Regions from separate parts of the Homo sapiens genome. Here region 2 is linked to region 1. A link is a loop called in an ENCODE intact Hi-C map of the cell type or tissue named here. Cell type or tissue: heart left ventricle. All regions are shown on one strand. Links, peaks and the distances in the headings refer to the core of each region. The heading gives the core; the rest is flanking DNA.

Region 1 (7,587 bases), core at 827-5,826:
CCCATGCACTGACTGTCCTCATCAGATGGCCAGCTTCTAAAGGGAAGGGCCACTTTCTGGACTCTTATTTTTGCCTCCAGGGCCTGGAGAACTGTCAGTGCTCAAGAAATGTCTACCAAATTGAAATTTAAATAGATACAGCCTGTGGGTTTGAATTTGGGATCAGTACTTTTCCCAGAATGTCCTAAAATTTCTGTGTAAAATACCAGGTATTGTATCGATCAGATACTTAAGCACTGCCCAGAGCCTGCCATTTTCTCAAGTGCTACAGAATCACTTAATTCCTGAACAGCTGTTACAAGCAGCCACAACAACAGTGGAAACAGATAATGACTTCAAAACGTGGACAGAAATTGAAGAATTGAAATTAATAAATGTGTAATTAAATGTTAGATATTTACCATCGTGTGAACTTTGTTATTTGCTGAATTTCGGAGTCTTGAACGTTTTATTATATTTGAAAATAATTTGTGGCATAGATTATCCTCACTTCACAAAAAATTCTTGAGTTTGCACAGTGGGTGTCAAGGGATCTTAGCCAACCATAAATTAAATAAGTTACATAAAAGTAAGTAAATGTAAAAGCAAAATTATAAAAGCCTTTTCAAAAGTGTGGATGGCAGAAAAAATATTTAATGATAGATGCGGATGTATTTTAATATGTTTGATGTGGGGTGAAGTCCTCTAAAAGTAAGGGACACAAATTTCAAAGCAACCTACCTGAAATACTATAGAATTGTAGCATAATATACAGTGCTTTCATAGAGTTTCCAAAAATTAGAAATTCAGCCTTTCCCCTCTAGGATTTTTAGATGAATTCCTAATGTCATCTCATCTCATCAATGTAAAATAATCTCCTTGACCTTTGGTGATTTTGCTCATCGAATAGCTTCTGTTTTGTAATCTATTTTTTTCTTCATCTTCCTTCAGGAATCCTGTTCACGATGCTGGTATTTGGACCAGCCTGCGGGTTTATCCTGGGCTCTTTCTGTACCAAAATCTACGTGGATGCGGTCTTCATTGACACAAGTAAGGAATATATCTCCATGTCTACCTTCCATCCGCAAGCGTTTCCTCCCTCATAAATGCGGCTTCAGCCTGTGGGTTCTAAAACCTTCTTGCTAAGAGACAGTCTTGATGCCCCTGCCTCTGTAGCTGGGGCTCACCCGAGATTAGATGAAAGAACGTGAGTGTTGGTTCAGAGGGCCTGACTCAAGTCTGGGTTCTGCCAACATCTACCTAGAGGCTGAATAACCCCCAATAGCTGATTTTACTCCTCAAATCTGTATTTTCCTTATCTGTAAATAAAGGGTAACAATAATTACATCGGCCTGGCAGATAAGAATTTAATGAGAGTGTCTGTGTAGAAATGCTTGGCATATCCTCATTGAGTGGGGGCCCATTAACCTATATGAGGATCCTACTTTCCAAACTAAAAGTTGGAGCATGTGTTCTGGAGGTGCAAGTGTACAAACGGGGTCAATGAGACAGAATATTGGAACATCCTTTTAGAAGACACTGTTGTGGTGGCCTTTGTGAGGAAATATCCACATTCAAAACCATTTTAAGCAGAACCTGTGTTCTTAGCAGGAAGTGCAAGTGCATTTCTCAGAATACCCTGAGTTCCCCAATCCATGATTGTGGGATTGAATGGGATGCTAGATCGATGGGCTAGACTATTCTGTGGTGACAGACAGTCCCAAAACCTCAGTGATTTTATACAACTAAGGTTTATTTCTTGGTCACACTACATATGCAGTGTAGGTCAGCAGTGTCAGGGTCAGGGAGACTTGGCTCATCGTGGTGACCTGTAGATCTACTCTCAGGATCGATAAGCATTCTCAGCCCCCCAGGCCCAGGCCCACAGAAGTTCCATCCTGACCCCAGCTTGCACAGTTACCAAGACAGGAAACCAGTTTTACTCTGGCCCTTGAAACCTCTACTCAGAAATGACATACAGTGTTTCCCCTCATATTTCATTAACCAAAGCAAGTCACGTGGTGTATTGGTTTCCTGTTGCTGCATAAGAAATAACCCCAAACCTAATGACCTAAAACAGCAGACATTTCTTATCATACTGTTTTTCGTATTTTTTTCTGTGGGTCTGGAATACAGGAGCAGCTTCACTGGGCAGTTCTAGCTCAGGGTCTCTTATGAGGCTGCAGTCAAGGTGTTGCAAGGTGGCAACCTGGTCTTGGATCATCCCAAGGCTCAGCTTGGGGAGGATCCACTTCCAAGCTCACTGCCATGGGCCCACAGGAGGGGACTACCTCACCGTGACACCCCTGAAGCAAACAACCCAAGAGAAGGTGAGAGAGAGCACCTGAGGCAGGAGTCACAGTCTTTTTATAACCTAATCTCAGAAGTGACATCTCATTACTTCTGCTGTATTTCGTTTGTTAGAAGCTAGTCACTTGTTCAGGTTTACTATGGAAAGAGAAGGGATTATTACACAAGGACCAGAATACCAGGCAGCAGGGACTTTAGGGGACCGTCTGGGTCATTGCCTACCATGTGCTGTCACATCTCTACCTTGTGTCTGAAAAGGAACACTATATTTCCATGTAGTTTAGCATGCAGCAAAGCCATATTTCCTTTCTCTCTGAAAACAGAGGGTGAGAAGCCATTCCAGCCTCTGCTTCTCATGCCGATCTATCCTCAGGATCAGTAAGAATTCTCAGTCCCCAGGTTCTCAATCCATCATCTCTTGACAATGCTAAATTTACTAATTCACCCCAAAGAAATAATGTGGTTTTAAATCCAAGTCGCTTTGTGATTCACTCCATTAATCCTACTGATATATTTACTTGTAGCTAATGATGTTACAAATTTCCAAGTGGAAAAAAAAAATCAGAGGCAGCCCTATTTATTTATACTTTTAAAGTGCTGAGTCTGTTCCGAAGGTGATTGAGTGCTGGTGTTTTGCAGCCGTCGGCTGGCCCTTTGAACCCGTTTCCTAGGGAGTGTGGTAACAGGTAGGCTGGGAAGACACAGGACACATGAAGTGAGTCAGTTTCCATCTTGCTCGTATAGACAGGCCAGCTTCCACCACTGCACCCAAGGCAGCACAAGACAGGGCCAGCAGAGGGGATAGAGAGGAGGCATACTCCTGATGCAATGGGGAAGCCACCTTGAAGGGTAGCAAAGTGGCCAGATAGCATATTTTGCCCTCAGTGCTATCAGTGGTGGCCTTGAACCAAAAGCCTGCGAATGACCAGAATATCTGAGCTGGAAAGAGCCTCAGACATCATTCCTTTCCAACTCTTTCATTTTACAAATGAGGAAACCAAGTCACAGAGAGGGGAAGGGATGTCCCCAATCCAAGGAATGTATCTCTATAAAACCCCGATCTCCTGAGCCTGCCTGTGGAGATTTCACTCACCAAACTCTCTTAGGAGAATGAAACAGCACCTTTTCTCAGTGCCTGAAATGACCAGCGGGTAGACAGATGGCTGGAGGGGGCTTAGCCCATCCACTCCCAGTTCCCTCCATTTGCTGAGACTGTTCCTTCAGCCTGGAATGCTGTTCCCATCTTACTGTGTTCGGCATCTCTGTTTGCCCGTTAAGGCCCAGGGTGGAGCGGTGTGATCCATGGTTCCAGGCTCATTGGCTACTTGGTGCCTGCATGGATGTAAGGCAGGTGGGCTCCTTTCAGTCCCGTGTGGGCATCTCGCTGATGACAGGCTTCCCCACCAAGTTGATAGCGGACTTCCCTTTCTGTTTCCAAAGAATGCAAGGTGCATTGTCAGTCACGGTCTTTGTTTGCGTCCTTCCCGGAGGCACCGTGAGGCACCGTGTGGCACAGCTCTTTACCGGTAGAGGGCAGAAGAATATCATTTATCCTATTTAGGGAGTCAGCCATAGAATTCTATAGTTGCCAGCAGTTTTTATTGTTTCTAGTCTTGTGAAACTTGCCGCCTGCAGGTGGATTTGGGCTGTATTTGAGGAGGGGATTCTTAATTGCTTTAGGGCCTCCCCTATCTTTTCCTTGCTTTCCTAAAACAGTGCTCTTCTGTAGGGCTGTCCAATGTATGGGAACATTACTGTAGGCATTAATAGGCAAGGGCCACACACGTGGACACATGTTTCTGAAGTCCCCACTGAGATTGGGGTCCAGGAAAAGCAGCAGCCTAAAATTTGTGGGGAAGGAGCAAGGCAGGTCCACAGAGGGCCCTCGTTATGGGGTAGATGGAGGAGAGAAGGCGGCGTCCACCACATAGCCTGGTGCCAGCATTGAGAGGAGAATCCAGTGAGGAAGCCTGGTTGAAACTTGTGAGTAGATGCAGCTGGGGTGCCAAGGAGGGCTGGTTGTAGACATGGGCCAGTTCTGGGGTGACAGCCCCCACGGGGCACCTTGCCTGGAGGTCCCAGCTGGCTCCACTTGGACATGGGCTGCTCCCGCTGCTGCCTTTCATCCATGTTTGATCGCTACGTGGTTCCCTTTGCTCCTCAGCTCAGGGAGAATAAATCCCTCCCCTGAGAGCTGGGGGAGGAAATGATGGTGCCTCCAGAATTTCTTTTTTAGGTTCTTTGTTAACTGAAACCCAGGTGAGAACAGGACCTTGAAAAAACGGACTTAGTAGCAGAGTACATATCTAATCACTGCCTTGGCCAACCTTAACTATGTGGGTTTATTACAAAAAGATTAGTAGTAACAGCAGCCATGAATTGGTCACTTCTTAAAGCTATACATAGATTGCCTCATTGGAGCCTCAGCACATTCTCATGGGAGTGTAGATCCTACTGTTAGGTGAGGCATTATCATGCAGTGGTTAAGAATTCAAGCACTGGAATCAGACTCCATTTGAATCCTGACTACACCCCCTTATGAGTTCTGTGATCCTGGGGACATCGCACACACATCCTGAGTCTGTGTGTGGATGGCATGAGTTACTCATGCAAAGCATTTAGCACAGTGCCTGGCATATAGTAAGCACACAATAAATACTTATAATAAGAAATCCGAGAGAGGTTAACAGTTTCCACAGCTAGGGATAGAGCAGGGATTCATCCCCAGGCCTGTCTGACCTCAAAGCCCCACTCTTAACAGAACAGCTGGCTTCCCTGAAACATCTCCAGGAATTTAGCCAGAAGGCGGCTCCCTTCCATGGACAAAGGCCTTGCTGAGATGGCCTAGCCTCACCAGCACATCCATGCAGACTTGTCCTGAGGCACACACCAGCCGGCCTCGCAGAAGGCTGCATGGCGTTTGCAGCTGGAACAAGATGTGGCCATCTGTTTGCTTCACAAAAAAGGTCAACAGACTGAGAGCCTCCTGCTCTGCCATCCTGAGGGCTGGCTGCTACTGCTAGATTCCTTCATTTTGGGCTAATTAGCCCAATGGCTGCGATTCTAGATGTTCAATGCCACCCTCCAGCCTTAGTCCCTTCCTGTCTCCAGTTTCTAATTAGGTTTGTAACTTAATGATACTCTTGGAATTCTTGAGTCCCATAGCAAAAGTTTGGCAACATAGGTTAAACAAATGGGTAAATGAACTACAAAAAAAAAAAAGTCCATATGGCACAGGAAAAAGAAGTAAATGTCCCCAACTTGCTTTGATCTCCTCTTCTCACAATCTCAAGTATCCTCATGAGCGTGTGGGTGGGTTGGTTGGTTAGTTTTAAACTGGTTTAACTGTATTTCCAGTGACTTTTCATTTGATCTTGGAAATGGGTGGAAATCTCCATGAGCCTCCTAGTTCAGTTAACCTTTGACAGAGAGAGCAAACAGCTGTCAACAGCTCTCAATTCACCCAACACAAGCAAGAAATAAGAACAACCCAGAAGTCAGATACAAAGAGTGGAAGGGTTAGAAAAATTGATCTTGTAAGGCCAGGCATAGTGGCTCTCACCTGTAATCCCAGCATTTTGGGAGGCCGAGGCAGGTGGATCACCTGAGGTCAGGAGTTTGAGATCAGACCAGCCAATATGGTGAAACCCTGTCTCTACTAAAAATACAAAAAAAAATTAGCCGGGCGTGTTGGTAGGCACCTGTAATCTCAGCTACTTGGGAGGCTGACGCAGGAGAATTGCTTGAACCCAGGAGGTGGAGGTTGCAGTGAGCTGAGATCTCACCACTGCACTACAGCCTGGGCAATAGAGTGAAACTCCATCTCAAAAAAAAAAAACAAAAAACAAAAAAACGGAAAATGGATCTAGAAAAGGAGAAACACCTTCTATGCCTGTTGACACCTATGTCAAGACAAGTCCAAGCTGTGCCTGGCTTCATGACAGATATTTCATGGTACACCCAGTGTATGGCTCTTTGCTCTACTCTGCAACCCTTTTCTCCTGTCCCCTTTACCAGACTTCCCTCCGAATGAAATGGCATCTGTTCTCATCATCTGGAATGACCACGGGGTAGATTAGTGGCTTGATGAGGGAGTTGAGCCTATTTACTTAGAGTCCCCAGAATGTGCCACACCTTGACTCAGCCTGTTCCCTCAGCCTGGGATACTGTCTCTACCTCATTTTATTCAACATCTTTCTTCATCCATGTGTCTAGTTTTGTTGGCAATTGAATGCATCTAAGTAAATGAGACAGATTGGTGCTTTCAGTTTTGTTCTGGGCATCTTACTGAAAGCAGCCCTTGCCAGAAGGCTGAAACTGCAGCCATTTTTTTTAAAGTTAAGACACTAACTAGAACCAAATAGAGAAGTAAAGAGGTTTTCAAGCCTTCCTCCCTACTTTTATCTAAAACAATACTTTTGCTATGCCAAGCCTGCCTGAGACTGCTGTTCTTATAGAACGTGGATTTCTATTTCCTAAACCTTTTGTACTAGTCAGGGTAGGCTAGGTTATGTTGCGGTAACAAACAGCTCCCAACTCTCAGCAGCTTAGAATACTAAAGGGTTCTTTCTTCTTTGTGCTACATCCAGTGTAGGTCAACAGGGACATTTCATTTATTGTAGCCTGTCAGATACCATCTTAGGAGGAAAGAGGGGGTGGAGTCATGTACCAGCTCATACACACTTCCACACAGAAGTGATATATGTCCCCTTGCTCACATTTCACAGGCAGAGCTCTGTGGCTTATAGTTACACCTAACTTCACAGAGTGAGGAGGTGTCATCCTCCTTGTCCTCAGAGGAAGAGGATCCAATGCAGACACTGATAACATCTACCACACCGTCCTCTTCCAGCCACACAGAGAACTCTCCCTCAATATCCCTAGTTCTGAAACAGTGTCTGTAGAGCATTGACGGACAATTACCAACAGGTGGAGGGAGATTTTTCACCAAAACTAGCCAAAATACCTCATAAAAATTATATTTGTTAGCTGGGCACAGTGGTTCACACCTGTAATCTCAGCACTTTGGGAGGCCAACGCGGGTGGATCACCTGAGGTCAGGAGTTCAAGACCAGCCTGGCCAACATGGTGAAACCCCATCTCTACCAAAAGTACAAAAATTAGCCGGGCATGGTGGTGGGCACCTGTAATCTCAGCTACTTGAGAGGCTAAGGCAGGAGAATCGCTTGAACCCAGGAGGTGGAGGTTGCAGTAAGCCAAGATCACACCACTGCACTCCAGCCTGGCCGACAGAGCGAGATCCACCTCAAAAGAAAAAAAAAAATTAGTATTTGTTAT
Region 2 (7,587 bases), core at 1,746-6,745, 290 kb after region 1:
GATTTGTTCCCCGCATCCCTTGCAGCTGGCGGGGGGACACAGGACAGGGTCCAGACAGAGGGGTGTAAATGGGAGCATCTCTGGAGGTGTCAGGAACTTTCCTCTTTCTTCCTTATTATCTCTGCTTCTATTCTATTGCTTGGAACCTGGATTTGATGGAAGAAGAGGAAAGAGTCTCACCTTGGAGATGGTGGAAAGGAAGCTGGAAGGATCAGAATCCCTAAGGACTTCGCAGACTAACCACAGCAAAACCAGTGCTGGCTGCCTGCTGGACGACTGGCACATGAAGAAGAAATAAACTTCTGTTTCGAATAAGTCACTAGCATTTTGGGTTTATTGTCCCTTGTAGCCAAATCCAATCCAAACTAGTATACTCATGCAGCCAAATTGGTCTCTTGATCACCCCCCCGCTCCCAGTTTTCCCTAGTCTGCTCTGACAAATCTGATCTGAGGACTGGGAAGAGAGGATGTATAACCACACAGATGGCATTTGAGGCAGGGGAGAAGTGGAAGAGGATTCCCAAAGGGACATTTTACAAGAAACTGACTTGGCACCAAGAGTCTCCTTCCTCTGTCCAGTGTTTGGTGCCAACATCCCAGCGGGTCGACATCCTGGCAAACGCTGCCATGTCTTTGGGGACTATGCCGCTTCGAGTTTACTTTAGAAACAGTATTTCACCTGGCATGCTCACAAAGGCATTGTGACTTTGGCGACCTCCTGTTGCCACTGGTCCCTAGTTTTGTGCTGGAGGTGGCTCATGCTGGCTCTTCAATACAGTCATTATTAAAAATGGAAATATATCAACTTGAAGTTCAATAAATTATATCAAAAACAAAGGCAATAAATACTCAGAACTCATCACTTCCTAATTTCATTTTCCACCCTTGACCATGATCTATGTTCTTGAAGTTATCTTGTTTCTTGTATGAATATGGTGGGAATACTGTGTCATGCTGGGCGGTTCACATCTTTTCCTAACTCTGCCTTCAGCAACGTGACGATGATGGTTTGAAATTGACCATGATGGGAACAGGTATTGACTGGGGTTCTTTCCTCCTAGATAATGTGGGGCCAGAGAGGAATAAAAGTCCCTATCCCTTCGGAGTTTCCAATCTCACTGAAGTATCACAAACATGAAATAAAATATTATGTATGAAGGAGAACTAGAACTGAACTCAGCTAGGAGGCAGGAGAGCTAGAATCTGTTCTCAGCTCTGAAACAAGTGGTGGGACTGTGGGCAAGTCTCTTGGTCTCTCATCACAGCGTTTTTCATCTAGAAAATCCCATTGGACTCCAAGCTCCACCAGGGGAGCAGCTGCGTTTACCCCATTTGCTGCTACATCCCAGCCCTCCAGCATAATTCCAGACATGTAAGAGGCAATGAAGCAATGCTTGTCAAGTAAATGAATGAGTGGGAAAGCACCATCTCCACCAACCCTTCCAGCTCTGAGAATGTGGAGGTCCATGATCCAAACTAAGGTTAAGAGAAGTGGCACAAGACTGAGAGCCAGGGATGGTCAACACGGGCCAGTTTCCTCAGATGCCTACAAGGAAGGGGCCATGCTGGACTCTGGGCAAAGGTGGGCAAGCCAAGAAGTTGGGCAAGCCAGGAAGTCTGACTGAGATCACAGTGATCATTCCTCGAAGCCCTGGTGAGAATCGTGAGCGGACATTCCTTTTAGTTCTTCTCTGTTGTCTGGTACCTGACTTCATGCTTTGGTTCAATACTGCCTTGAATGCCAGCTGAAGAGTTTGTTAAACTCCCAGCAAAACAAACAAACAAACAAACAAAAAAACATTGAACCATCCCCCTGCCCACTACCACTTCCAGCTCGCTGTGGAGCTCATTCTCACACCCCTCCCAAGATCTCTTGCTGATAGTCTCGGAAATATTTACAGCAATCGCCTGAGTACATTTCTTTTCTTTCCTTGGCTAAACTATAATTTTGCTATTTAAAAAAAGTTACAAAAGGAATGCAAATGTGCCCGTTAACTTTTCCATATTCTTACCACTCTGAGTCTGATTTTAAAGCGGAAAACGTTGCATTTGTGAGAATACTCAAATTTAATGTAAATTTCTCAAGATAAGGCAAATTCTCTCATTTATTAGCAGTGCAGAAACACAATAGCCAATGAATGTATCCCGACTATGATACTCTACCTGTTGACATCACCCTCCCATCCTACCCAGTCCCAACACACATACAGTTCCCCCTTCAGAGATGATGAAAAAGCAAGACCATTACCACTTTGTAGTTATTTCACATTCTAAATTGCTCTTGGAGCGAGTTCAAAGGTGTTAGGTCAGAATTTTGAATGCGATTGTTATTATTTATTCTTAAGGTTTTTTTAAGTCTGAATTGATTGAAATAACTCGTTTTTTCCATGTGGAAAGATGAAAACAGAGATTTATTACTATAGTCTCACAAATGATGAAGGGTGTGCAGTGAGTGAAGATAGATTTGTTCCCAGAATCCTCACATGCCAGAACTAAGGGCACATAGTCAGAATTAAAGAAGATGCCTGTTTACAAATCTATTTAGAATTGCCCCACGTGCGGAAGAGGATATTGGCCATCCCACAGTCCCACATGTTGCTGGGTCAGGGTAGGAAATCAGCTTCTTTGAGCCTCAGTTTCCTCAAATGTAAAAGGGAGATAATGATATCTATATGAAAGGATTGCCAGGATTAAATCAGAGAAATAGCCCAGGCCAGCGCCTTGAACTTGTGTGCACTCCCAAATGTTAGCTCCATTCCCCCTTGCTCCCTCCCCCGTCCGACTTGCCCCCATTTCCAGCCAGTCACTTGGACAAGTTATTATCAATACAGACCTTACTACTCCCAAGAAGTCGCTCAGGTGAAGATTCTGCATAGCTGGGGTGGAGAGGGGGAGTTTAGCCCTATGTGTAAATGGTAGATACAGTTTTAGAGTTTCCACGAATTCAGGCTTTGGGTGGTTCCCCATTCTCCAGGTTGCAGCTAGAAGGACAAACATGCCCTCAGCCAGTGTCAGACACAAGGAAGGGGTGTCCATGTGTGACCCTGTTGGGCTCCTTTGAGCTTCTGAAAAGCCTCTTGGCCCTCTGTCCCTCATTACTACAAACTGCCCAGGGCCTTACCAGTTGCCTGAATAGCTTATATACTCAATTAATTTGAGTTAAAATGTTAATGGGTGGTAATGGCCTTTAATTTGCCACCACTTCCTCATTTTAACCCAAACATTCAATGACTTAGTCTACAGAAGTGATGGCTGTAGGACCTTCGGGCTTCTTGGAAAATCCAAGGCAGGAAAAGAGACTTGCTTAAACAGAGGGGTAAGCAGGAGGGGAGGGGTCAGGGTGGCCAAGCCAAGCACATGCCCATGTGGCAGTTCACATCACCAGTCTGACATTCTCCACCAATCTCATCAGTCTTCCTCTTTCCAGATTCCAGGAACAAACTCATTTTTGCAGAGGCAGCAACGGGTGGTGTATGTACACAATCACTTGTTAAAGGAGCTGGCCCAACGAGACCCAAACCTAAGTGATCACAGATAGCAGGTATTCTATAGTCAACGATCACAAGGGTCCCCCATCACCCTCCAAGAAAAATCCCACTTCAGTGACTCTCATCGCAAGGACAGCGTCTATGTGAGGAAGCTAGCTCTACTTCCGAGCAGGTATACTTGAGAGATATTGCTCTGTGGGTCTGATTACAGGGATCTCTCTATATGGAATCGAACCATTCAACAAAAGCTTCCACTGTTTCCTGTCCACTCATATGACTCTGGTCTGGTGGGTGCAAAGAAGGAAGACTGAGCCTGGGATGAGAACATGGGCCACCTAACAGGAAACGGAAATAGATTCTGCTGTAATCGTGGGTCACCTAACAGGAAATGGAAATAGACTCTGTTGTAATTGTGCTTGCAGCAATGAGGTTGACCCGACCTGGTGAATTTAGTACCACGGCAACACTTCCATGATGTTCTGCATGGTAAGAGTGCAGTAGGTAGAGAAGCAGAGAAGCAGAGAACAGAGGAGAGAAAGGTCAGTTTCTTCTTGCTCTTTTGGGGGATCTTATTAATCAATTATAAGTGAGCCAGGAGACCTTAGGTCTACTGCAGCTCAAATCCCCTATCATAATTAGACACCTGAATGTCTGTCTCCCTTGTGAACAGTGAGCCACTAGAGGGCAGGAAACCCGAGGTGTCTCTCTCCACTTGGTGTCTCTAGCTCCTAGCACAGAGCCTGGTACAAGGTAGGTTAAATATTGCTGCACGTTGGAGTGAGTGGAGGAGCGATTCAAATACAGAGCAGCATACCAGGCGCATCCTGTACTTTCCTCTCCCTATTCAGGTATCCCAACCATTCCCTTCAGAAAAACAAGGCAAAATGATGACAAAAACCACTCCACACCTCCTAAACCACCCTTCAAGCAAGACAAAGGGAAAGATTTTGGCATTTTGAAAACTTGAAATAAGGATGGTTAGACCCCGTGCCAGCCACACTGATGGGAAACTCTCCTTTGACGTCTCATCCCTGCCTCTAACAGACAGGGAGAGTGACGTCCAACATTGTTCTCCACATCAGAAAAACCTCACCCCAAGAAAAATACATGGTATTTTCGAAGTGCTTACTGTAAAAGGAGCAGGGTGCGCTGACTTCGCCAAGGAATGGGAAGGAAATGAAGCGCTGAGGTGGGAATTAGTACACGCTTCCTCTGGGGAAAAGACATCTGCTCCTGGCACTCCTCAAAGGAGGTGAGGCAGAGCTCTCCCTTGACGCTGTGCTGCTTCCCTAATCCATTCTCCAGGCTGGGTGATGGGACCTCTTCCTGCAGGGGAGAGCCTGCCCTGGCTCCCAGGGTCAACAAGGGCAGCAGCCCCCGGCTTGGAAGCCTCCCTCCTGCCCCTCCTTACACACGAAGGGGCAGAAGGGCTCTGGGCACAAGCAGTACTTTGGTAGAAAATCAGAAGGCCCTCTTACATCCCCGGGGGCGCCATGAAGGGACTTGGCTGCTGCCAGCCCCTCGCCAAACTCCTCTGAGTGGTCCAGGGGATAAGGCCGACACGCCCCTCCCATTCACTGGGGTGTGGTTTCCAGCACTTAGGACATTCCATGTAGCTTCTCCAACAGGACTCCTCCTCCCCACACTCAAACCCAAAGGACCCTTTCATAAACCAGATGATCATTTCTGGAAAGTTACATTTCTTAATTTCAGGAATTGTTCCAATTCGTGCAAAGAAAATAAAAGGTAATTATCTAATTCCAGTAAAACTTAATGGGGCCCTTCCCACCCCTGGCCAATGGTTGGTGTGAAATGTAATTTGACTTAAACTGTCTAAGGCTGTGAAAGTGTACAATATTCGGAAGGGTGGGGGGCATTACCCCTTGTGGGAGCCATATTTTTCTAGAAGGCATTTTGATCAAGACAGGCCTCCCGCGGTTATTGATCTTAGGGTCATTGAGAGTCCAAGAACTGGGGAGATGAAGGCCACCCGGCGTCAGCACCGCGAGGGCGGAGGGAAGGCGGGCGCTGAGTCTCCCATTGGGGTTCTAGCCGAGGGTTCCAGCCAGGACTGCGTGATCTGGGGGCAGCTCGGAGAGCTCTCCCGACCCAGTATCGGGTCTATAAATGGAGATAAAGATCAGCACCTGGAGGGAGTGGTTTCTCGAGGGCTGAGAGCCTCGCCCACAAACTGTAGTCAGCATCTTCACTGAAGTTGGCCTGTCTTGGATATTTCTTCTCTCCTCCCCTTCCCCCACCTCCCCTCCTAATTCATCAACTGCTGAAACATCTGCCTGGCTGAAACCGCCTTCTCGCCGCGCGCTGGGGGCTGTCCCCAGGTGTTGGTCTTTGTGTCGAGAAAACTTTGCGAGGAGGCGAGGGAGCTGGACAAAGAGCGGGCGAGGGAGGGCGTTTGCCAGCCTGAGGGGTGCGCCGGGCGGTGCGCGCACTTCCCTGGGCTCAGCTCCGTACCCGGTCGCTCGCGGTGGCCAGAGCCCAGTCTCTCTAGGCCAGGAGTGGCGTCCGGCTGCATCCCCGCGCCCTCGGGAGCTGAATAAAGCCAGGCGGGAGAAGCAAAGGCTAGCGCCTGGACGCTGGAGTTGGTGGGAGGAGGCGAGCAGAGGCGCGGAGCAAAGCTGTCAAACTGCGCGCGGAGCCGGGCGCGGGGCGGGGGAAGGGAGAGGAGGGAGGGAGGGGCAGGCGGGAGCCGGGAGGGAGCGAGCGGGCTCGCCGCGCCTGAGCAACCCCTGCCTGTCGCTGCCGCTGCCGCTGCCGCTGCCGCCGCCGGCCCGGACTCGTCCGGAGCGCAGGGTGTCTGCCCAGCTGCGCGCGGCGCGCGGAGGCTCCGGCGTCCGCCGCTGCGCCCTCCGGCCCCTGCTCCTCGCGCCGGCCCGCGTGGGTCCCGGCGGGCGCGAACCCACCATGCAGCTGCAGTTCCGGAGCTGGATGCTGGCCGCGCTCACGCTGCTCGTGGTCTTCCTCATCTTCGCAGACATCTCAGAGATCGAAGAAGAAATCGGGTAAATAGCTGCTCCCAGGCCCGTGCCACGAGCCCTGGCGGGATCTCTCCCTCCTTCTGTACTCTCCACCCTCCGACCCCCTTTGTGTGCGCCGCGCCCCGCTGTAGCTCCGCTGGAGAGATGGGGACGGTTTGGCAGAAGGTGGCGGCGACAGGGGCCCGGGACGGTTTGGGGAGAGGAGGGTGGGGGCGCGGCTGCTGTGGGGTGTCCCCGGGCGGGGTTCACGGGAAGCCCCCAGCTGGCCCGCGTCGGGAAGCGGACTCGCCCACCCTGCCCCCCTGCCTGGCGTGTCCAAGCGCAGTGTCGCCGGGGTCGAGGGAGGGCGCCGGGGAGTGTCTCGGGCGGGCGGAGGGGCCGAGAGTGGAGGGAGGCAGGAGTTTCTTTGTCTCCAGCACGGCCGCTTTCTCGCCTTGGCAAAGTGGGCAGGGGGCGCGCAGGGATCTCTGAGCTGGGGGAGGGGTTCCTGGGGCCGGAGCGGAGGGCGGGGTTCTGCATGGGCTACTGGGAAGCGGAATGTCCCCTGCACACACAGACAGGCACACGCGCCTCCCGCCGGCCCGGGAGCCCGGCGTAGGAGCTGGCACCACTAGAGAAGGGCTCGCATAGCTGGACTGAGACCCCCCGCCCTCGCCTGGCTTTGGACGTTCAGCCAAGCCACGGCAACCCCGGCGACCCTGGGTTCCTGTGCGCTCGCAGCGCGGAGACGGAGACATTTCGGGAAAGTCTGTACCGCCGCCCGGTGGGCTTCTGGGCCCTCAGGCGGGCGATCTGGCGCTTTTTTTCTCCCGACCTCGCCAGAGGTAGGGTGGGACCGCGAGCCCGGATCCTCCCGGCTCCGGACTTCCTGGAGTGCGCACTTGAGGCGCGGGACGCACCGGCTGTGTGTCCCAGGGGCTGAGACTCGCGCCCCGCCCCGCAGCCTTCGGCTCGCCGGGCCGGGCCCCTCTCCGGAACCTCCAAAGGGCGGTAGACGACAGGTGGGGAGGCAGCCGGGGTTCTGAGGAGGCCCGAGGAGAGCTTCCTGGCCCTGGGCAAGGGGAAGGTGAGGTCTCAAAGAGGGCAGAAGGTCTCTTCTTCTG

What was found. Hi-C counts contacts between places; a loop is a spot of excess contacts. Peaks named below come from ENCODE experiments on the same cell type or tissue, not always from the same donor. Only the 100,000 strongest peaks of a DNase experiment are listed, where the experiment ranks them.
Region 2: a loop joins it to region 1, with 5 times the contacts of the local background. A loop is called at or near these places in 36 of 110 quality-filtered maps.

The regions. Positions count from the first base shown.
Region 1 is chr15:92,093,951-92,101,537 of GRCh38, forward strand. SLCO3A1 (solute carrier organic anion transporter family member 3A1) reads left to right here. Exons shown (of 10, transcript NM_013272.4): 3 at 931-1,029. Among named protein-coding and RNA genes, the nearest start is that of SLCO3A1, 240 kb to the left of the region's middle. In heart left ventricle, for the core only: CTCF peaks have their summits at 3,815 (motif pointing right) and 5,085 (motif pointing right); no DNase peak of the experiment used is centred there.
Region 2 is chr15:92,387,655-92,395,241 of GRCh38, forward strand. ST8SIA2 (ST8 alpha-N-acetyl-neuraminide alpha-2,8-sialyltransferase 2) reads left to right here and starts at 6,227. Exons shown (of 6, transcript NM_006011.4): 1 at 6,227-6,508. The coding sequence starts at 6,411. In heart left ventricle, for the core only: a CTCF peak has its summit at 4,160 (motif pointing right); a DNase peak (open chromatin) is centred at 6,107; H3K4me3 peaks cover 1,112 bases; H3K27me3 peaks cover 3,689 bases.